2 separate regions of the Homo sapiens genome follow, and region 2 is linked to region 1. Evidence: chromatin contacts called from ENCODE Hi-C or POLR2A ChIA-PET data. All regions are on one chromosome and are shown on one strand. The core of a region is the stretch at or near the end of the contact, and the rest is flanking DNA. Distances in the headings are between cores, read along the strand shown. Region 1 holds the start of NEU4 (neuraminidase 4). Region 2 holds the start of DTYMK (deoxythymidylate kinase).

Region 1 (4,043 bases), core at 747-3,246:
GACACGGGGGTGCGCCCTCCAACAAGGGCTGTGCTGGGACAGGCCCAGCTGTGAGGCCGCAGTTGACCTCCCAGAGGGACACGGGTCTGCTGCTCCAGAGACGCGGCCCTGCCAGGAGGGCTCCGTGAGTGCACACTCTCCTCTGGGCTTCCCGGGTGCGGGGCCTCCCCTGGCACAGCACAGCCCCTCACAGCACAGGCCTCACTGGGCTCTAGCTCTGTATCTGTGCTCCTGGCAGGCCAGCACCCCATCGCAATGTCCTGTGCCTCTCAGGGCCCAGGGTGACCCCTCCCCAGCACAGCTGCCGTGCAGGACTCCTGCCAGTCCCATTCACGCTGGCCTGCCCCCAGCCTGTCCCCGCAGGACTCCTGCCAGTCCCATTCACGCTGGCCTGCCCCCAGCCTGTCCCCGCAGGACTCCTGCCAGTCCCTTTCACGCTGGCCTGCCCCCAGCCTGTCCCCGCAGGACTCCTGCCAGTCCCTTTCACGCTGGCCTGCCCCCAGCCTGCCATTTCAGAGGCAGCCTTGGTAACCAATGCTCAAATGACCACTGCCCAGGCCAGAATCTCAGAGGAGGCCACAGGTGCCCGGTATGTTCTGATGGGGCAGCCTCCGTGGGGGATCCCTGGGCCCTGAACACCCTCCTTTCTCACTGTCCCTCCCTCCCCTGCGAAGGGCATCCTCAGCTGCTTCTGAAACCTGGGGCGCTGTGGTGGGAAACAGGTAGGTCACGTGGTTTCCAGGCTGAGATGATAAACCTGCCGCGTCCCTCCAGGTCCTAGGGGCCTGAGGGGATTTACTGGGGGCAGCTGGGAGGGGGGCGGCGAGGAAGCAGGAGGGGTGGGCCCCAGCTCCTTCTGACTCATCTGAATGCCCCCCGTGGCCCCTCGGCCGCCAGAGCTCGTGAAGACGGTTAAGGAAAGCTTCCCCCAAGTGGCTTTCACCCCACGGGGACAGAGCCCCAGAGGTGCCTGTGGGCCCAGTGTCCTGTGCACTCACAGCCCCAGGAGGGGCGGACCCAGTCCAGGCAACTTGGCCATCGTACACATCCTCCTGCTCACAGCCGAGAATCCTGGGGCAGGGGCAGGTGGGTGGGAAGGGACAACCTCCCCACCCCTCAGAAGCCCCACCCCAGCCCAACCAGAACTGGGTGGCCCATCTCCCTTCTCGTGTCCCCCAAGTCTGGGACTGGTGGAGTCTGACCAGGGCCATCCCCTAAGTACCCAGGCTTACAGGGAAACGGGACCTCCAAGCCCCACGTCACCTTGCAAAGTCCCCTCCTGGGCCACCCTGAGACACAGGCCGGGTCTGGAGCAGGGCTGTCTGGCCAGGGTGTGCCCGCAGAGCTGGGGTGGGGGGCAGGCCTCACTCCCTCTGCTCCAGGCTTTTCAAGCCCACTGTTTTCAATCTAGAGATTTCACAGAAAAACCCGTGTTTTCAGCTTCTCTTGAAAAGTCAGATCTGCCCTCAGGTGCCACCCACTTCCCCTGGGCATCTCTGCCTGGACAAGCCACCGTCTACCCAGGGTATATGACAGCCACGGGTCCCACCAACCCCCAACTGTCACCCCATGGCCCACGGCTGCTCAGAGGTCCCTGGGCCCATCTGGGGCTCTGTCCCCGTGGGGTGAAAGCCACCCGGGGGAAGCTTTCCTTAACCGTCTTCGTGAGCTCTGGCAGCCGAGGGGCCACGCTGACCCCAGCATCACACGGAAGGCTGGGACGTGCCCCCTCCCCCAAGAGCAGTTTCGGCTACTCTGTGTCCCCCTTTTATGGGCTGCACGACGTGGCAGCATTTTAACCGCCCCTTCTCAATGCACAGCCCGGACAGGCTGTTCTCAACACTCTCTACTGCAAACTACACACAGTTTTACGTCGCCAGAAAGACCCCAAATTTCTATTCAAAAAGACCGTACCAGTTTCAGTTCCCGCCAACCTCAAAGGCAGAGACAAAAGGACGGTGTGCCCCTCCTGTAACTTCATTTCTTCGGTGACTGTGAAGCTGAGGGCAGAGTCCACGCCTGGGGACAGGGCTGCCACCGCAGCGGCCACTGCGTCCAACCCTCGCTCCTCCTCCCAGAGACGACCTGCGTTCCGCTCAGGGACAGGGCTGCCAACGCAGCGGCCACCGCACCCAACGCTCGCTCCTCCTCCCAGAGACAACCTGAGCTCTGCTCAGAAGCGGCACCTCCTCATGCTGGACTCACTCGGGCCCACATGTGCCAAGGGGGCCTGGTTTTGGGGCCGGCGGGTTCTGCCTGATGCTCAGAGGGTAACTGGATGCTGAAAACTGTGAGTCTTTCTTCAACTCAGGGGAATGTTTCCAGGGCACGCCAGGCCTCACTCACGCAGGCCTCCGCGACAACTGTTCAGCACTGACTGAGGGTGAAGTGAAATCCTGAAAGCTGAGAGCCAGCGCCCTCACACGAGGGCTGGGACGTAACAAAAGCCCATCAAGAGTTTTGCCCAGGGCTTTCTTGGGCCTTGAAGCATGACGAGACCAGGACCCGTTTAGGATTAAACAAGTTTTACTGGGGGTCTGAAAAAACTCCCCAGGCCTCCACAAACAAGTGGAGAAGGAACTCCCCAAACCTCCATGATTTAGCAGAAGACAAGATAAGGGTAAACACCTGGGCCCATTTAGATCAAGTAAATTTACTGAGTCTTCAGAGGAAGATCTTCAGGACCAGACCTCAGTTAGAGATGAGAAGAATTGAATCACGTACGTCTTTAGACGAATGCACACTGACACGGAGACACAGAGCTTAGAAGGTGTGTAAGCTCTGGAAAAACTGTAATCTGGAGTTGGTCTGGCGATCATTTCCAGGCCTTCTCCCTGTAACCAGTTACAGAAATAAAATCCCTCTTCTTCCCCAGTTCATCTGCATCTCGCTATCGGGCCTCGGGAATGAGCAACCCGACCCTGGGTTTGGTCCGGGAACGTTTTGTTCTCTGCGTGAACTGCTTTCTCATCTGTGGTCTTTTCTGTCTTCTGGGACTCCTGTTGTTGGCACGTGGGCTCCTCCCGGGCCACTTTCCCTTTACCTGGCAGGATCCTCTCCTGTGCCTTTCCTGGGCTGAGGGGGGAGGGAGGGAGGGAGGGAGGGTGGCCTGCCGAGGTCCCTGGGCTAAGAGGGGAGAGTGGCCTGCAGAGGTCCCTGGGCTGAGGGGGGAGGGAAGGTGGCCTGCAGAGGTCCCTGGGCTGAGGGGGGAGGGAGGGTGGCCTGCGGAGGTCCCTGGGCTGAGGGGGGAGGGAGGGAGGGTGGCCTGCAGAGGTCCCTGGGCTGAGGGGGGAGGGAGGGAAGGTGGCCTGCAGAGGTCCCTGGGCTGAGGGGGGAGGGAGGGTGGCCTGCGGAGGTCCCTGGGCTGAGGGGGGAGGGAGGGTGGCCTGCGGAGGTCCCTGGGCTGAGGGGGGAGGGAAGGTGGCCTGCAGAGGTCCCTGGGCTGAGGGGGGAGGGAAGGTGGCCTGCAGAGGTCCCTGGGCTGAGGGGGGAGGGAGGGTGGCCTGCGGAGGTCCCTGGGCTGAGGGGGGAGGGAGGGAGGGTGGCCTGCAGAGGTCCCTGGGCTGAGGGGGGAGGGAGGGAAGGTGGCCTGCAGAGGTCCCTGGGCTGAGGGGGGAGGGAAGGTGGCCTGCGGAGGTCCCTGGGCTGAGGGGGGAGGGAGGGTGGCCTGCGGAGGTCCCTGGGTTGAGGGGGAGGGAAGGTGGCCTGCGGAGGTCCCTGGGCTGAGGGGGGAGGGAGGGTGGCCTGCGGAGGTCCCTGGGCTGAGGGGGGAGGGAAGGTGCTCTTCCCGGGTCCCTGGCGTGAGGGGGGAGGGAAGCTGGCCTGCGGAGGTTCCTGGGCTGAGGGGGGAGGGAAGGTGGCCTGCGGAGGTCCCTGGGCTGAGGCGGGAGGGAAGGTGGCCTGCGGAGGTTCCTGGGCTGAGGGGGGAGGGAAGGTGGCCTGCGGAGGTTCCTGGGCTGAGGGGGGAGGGAGGGTGGCCTGCGGAGGTTCCTGGGCTGAGGGGGGAGGGAAGGTGGCCTGCGGAGGTCCCTGGGCTGAGGGGG
Region 2 (3,917 bases), core at 195-2,694, 120 kb after region 1:
CCAAGAATAATCGCCTCGAAAGGTAAGAGTGCCTCGTCTGGTAGACTGTAATCCAGGGCTACACAGATGATTCTGGGAAATGCAGTTCCTACCATTTCTTCTGCTAAGCAGAGAAAGTGATGTCTAGCTGACAACTGACAATATGGCACATATAGATAGTAGTATTTTAGATATCTAAAATAACAAAAAGTCTCACCTGAGAAATGTCCAGGCAGCCTGATATCCCTAAGATAACAGCAAACACTACTGAGCGCTTTCTAGATACCGGGGACACTTCGCGGGACTTTTTCCACCTCTCTATGGCAGAGACAGTTTTTCCTATTATCATCATGACCCACATTTCAGAGGAGTTGGAGGCATGGAAAGAGGAAACAACTTGCCCGTTCCCTCTCCGTGCTATAATTTGTATACATCATCTTTTAAAACGGACTTTTCGGCCAGGCGCGGTGGCTCACGCCTGTAATCCCAGCACTCTGGGAGGCCGAGGCGGGCAGATCACGAGGTCAGATCAAGACCATCCTGGCTAACACGGTGAAACCCCGTCTCTACTAAAAATACAAAAAATTAGCCGGGCGTCGTGGCGGCCGCCTGCAGTCCCAGCTACTCGGGAGGCTGAGGCAGGAGAATCGCTTGAACCCGGGAGGCGGAGGTTGCAGTGAGCAGAGATCGCGCCACCGCACTCCAGCCTGGGTGACAGAGCGAGACTCTGTCTCAAACAAACAAAAACAACAAAAACACACACACGGACTTTCCAGAGCCCTGCAGTTTTGCGCTTCAGGGACAACAGTGAACATTTATCGATCCCATGGTTCTCCTACAATTGCCACGTGGCCAGCGTCTACACAGCCCCCCATCCTGCCCCTGCTGTCAAACACAGCGTTTCCAGAACGCAGTCGTGCTGGGCTCCAGGTGAGCTTTGGGAGGAGCCCCGGCTGAGCCCCTGCACTGGGCCCCGCGCTTCGGGAAGCATCTCGCTCGTTCGTCTCGCGCGCCGCGTGACCGGAGCCCTCACGCTGGCAGCGGGCACCGCAGGGCCCTGAGAGTCGGGCCCGCTGCGCGCAGCCAGGGGCCAACGAGAGCCGACGCTGGGCGGGCAGCGTCCGGGAGCCCCTCCGACCCTGCGCTCCCCTCGTCCGCGCCCTGACCCCGCGTCTCCGGCCGTCCAGCCCGCGCCGCGTCACCTCCCCTCCCGGAGCGAAGGGCCCTGCTCGCCCGAGGACGGAGGCCCGCACGGGACACGGGGCCCCAGTTTCCGCCCCGGAAGCCCAGGACACGGCTCCAGTGGCGGCGCGGCCCAGGGCGCAGGCGCGGGTGTCGGTCCCACCGCGCGTCGTCCTCGCCCCGGCCCCGGCCAATCCCTTCGAATTTGGCCGAGGCCGGGAAATACTAGCTAATCACGGCGCGCGCTGTTGACGCCGGCCAATGGGAGCTCCGGAAGGCTGCGTGGAGACGCCAGCGGCGGGCGGTGGACAGTCATGGCGGCCCGGCGCGGGGCTCTCATAGTGCTGGAGGGCGTGGACCGCGCCGGGAAGAGCACGCAGAGCCGCAAGCTGGTGGAAGCGCTGTGCGCCGCGGGCCACCGCGCCGAACTGCTCCGGTTCCCGGGTGGGTGCGCGCGGCGGGGGGTGCGCCGCGGCCTTCGGTGCCTCTGCCTTCCCAGGGGCTCTTTGCTCCGCTTCGTTGTCTGCGGCTGGCGTGCTGTGAACTGTGCGGTTTTTATTTTGAAAGACGGGCTTTCCCTGTGTCGCCCAGGCTGGAGTGCAGTGGCGCCATCTCGGCCCACGGCAGCCTGGACCTCCCGGGCTCAAGCGATCCTCCCGCCTCAGCCTCCCGGGTAGCCGGGAACATAGGCGCGCGCCACCGCGCCCGGTCCACGCTGCGTGTCTTTAAGTGCGGGGTATGGTGATGACTGACGTGTAAACCCGCGCGAAACCGTGGTGTCTCCCCCAAAAGTCTCCTCCAGCTCTTTTGTAATCCATGTCTCGTTTTTGTGGGTTTTTCTGGTGTTGTGTTTTGTTTGATGGCTGTTCGCGCTTTCAGGGGTTTTATAGCATATATTTAAAAGTTTTCAAGTGAAGCATTGACCTTAATCTTTGGCCACCCAGTCCACAAATTTTATAAATGCTTTCTTTGAAGTCTCTACTTTCTACCCGAGTTCTTTTTTCCTAAAGCATTTTTCATCCCAGCTTGTTTGCAGATTGCTGTTATTGCTCAGAGAAATTCCTTTGGCTTCCGCAGAAGATCCAAGCCTGTCTAGAGATTTAGTAAAGTAAAATTCAACGTGAGACTTGAGTCCGGGAGAAATTCAGTCCAAACTATATTGTAATATAGAGGGAAAGCCTGATCTCACTTGCATTTTGTGTGTTTCTCTTTTTTTCTAGAAAGATCAACTGAAATCGGCAAACTTCTGAGTTCCTACTTGCAAAAGAAAAGTGACGTGGAGGATCACTCGGTGCACCTGCTTTTTTCTGCAAATCGCTGGGAACAAGTGTAAAAACCATTGCACACTGCTCCCTCTGCCCTTGCCACTTTCCTTCCTCCTGAGATTCAGTGAACGCAGCACTCGATTCTGAATGACAGTGACAGTAGTGCTGGGCCTGATGTTCTTCTGTTTAGCAGTCCTGTGGGCAGAGGTGGTGAAGCGCCCTAGTTCCCAAAGGGCGCTAATGAATGCTGTTTCGTCCTCCTGCTCCCCACACCCCATAACTAATAGACTTCAGTTTTTCGGGTTTTTTTAGACGGAGTTCCGCTCTGTCGCCAGGCAGAGGTGTGATCTCGGCTCACTGCAACCTCCGCCTCCCAGGTTCAAGCGATTCTCCTGCGTCAGCCTCCCGAGTAGCTGGGACTACAGGCGCGCCCCAGCATGCTCAGCTAATTTTTGCAATTTTAATTTACTTTATTTTTAAATTTAATTTTTGTATTTTTAGTAGAGACAGGGTTTCACCATGTTGGCCAGGATGGTCTCTCTTGACCTTGTGATCCACTCGCCTCGGCCTCCCAAAGTTCTGGGATTACGCAGGTGTGAGCCACCGTACCTGGCCCTTTTTTTTTTATTTTTAAGACAAGGTATTGCTCTGTGGCCCAGGCTGGAGTGCAGTGGCACCCGATCATGGCTCACTGCAGCCTCAACTTCCTAGGCTCAAGCAGTCCTCCCACCTCAGCATCCTGAGTAGCTTAGGGCCATAGGGGCATGCTACCAAGCCCGGCTAATTTTTTTTTTTTTTTTTAATGTAGAGTCAAGGTCTCACCATATCACGCCCAGGCTGGTCTCAAACCCCTGGCCTCATAGACTTAATGTTTTAAAGATAGCTTTAGGTATATAGAAAAACTGATCAAAAAGTAGAGTATGTAGAGCGCTCCCTACATACTACCCCTGCCTTCCCCCCTTCCCCATTATTTATGTGCTGTGTTATGTTACATTTGTTAAAATTGATAACCAATATTGATACATTAGTAACTGAGTTTATATGAACTCTCCTACCACCTTTTTTTGTTTTACATCATTGTAGTAGGTTTCCTCTTCATTCAACACTTAATGTTGATGTGTGTTCTTTCAATGTTTTTATTTACATTTATATACATATGTAGAAACTACTATAGTTAGAATTTTGTTTTTTAACATAAATGAGGTCATACCATACAAATTATTTGGCAGCTTTCTTTCTAACTCTGCCTTACAGATTTCTGCACTTACAGATCCCCTAACTCTGCCCTTCTCATTCTCTTTAATTGTCGTCGCATTGTCTCTAGAACCACGGTACGTGTAGCCAGTTCCCTGCTGGTGAATCTTCAGTGGTTCCTCATCATCCGTGTTACATGAAACACTGCATTACTCTCCTCCGGCTTAGCTTTGTGTCTTGCTTGGAAAGGCTGTCCCCACTCCAAGTCTTAAATGAAAATGAGACCATTTTTAATAA

The links. Hi-C counts contacts between places; a loop is a spot of excess contacts on that map. ChIA-PET counts read pairs that join two places held with the same protein, here RNA polymerase II (POLR2A). Pooled maps may share reads with other maps.
Region 2: POLR2A ChIA-PET joins it to region 1 with 10 read pairs in HepG2. The contact joins the promoter of DTYMK here to the promoter of NEU4 in region 1. A Hi-C loop is called at or near these places in 2 of 37 single-sample maps with no recorded cell type and 6 of 50 pooled maps. POLR2A ChIA-PET finds 5 or more read pairs at or near these places in 4 of 52 experiments (CD4-positive, alpha-beta memory T cell, HepG2, activated naive CD4-positive, alpha-beta T cell and 1 more).

The regions. Positions count from the first base shown.
Region 1 is chr2:241,807,146-241,811,188 of GRCh38, reverse strand. NEU4 (neuraminidase 4) reads right to left here and starts at 1,996. Exons shown (of 4, transcript NM_001167600.3): 1 at 1,915-1,996. It overlaps LOC124905349 (a long non-coding RNA gene), which reads left to right and starts at 493. Exons shown (of 2, transcript XR_007088398.1): 1 at 493-722; 2 at 1,821-2,874.
Region 2 is chr2:241,684,342-241,688,258 of GRCh38, reverse strand. It overlaps DTYMK (deoxythymidylate kinase), which reads left to right and starts at 1,444. Exons shown (of 5, transcript NM_012145.4): 1 at 1,444-1,605; 2 at 2,382-2,490. The coding sequence starts at 1,476. It also overlaps a transcript of ING5 not described here. RefSeq lists silencers at 955-1,484, 1,235-1,497, 1,545-1,854.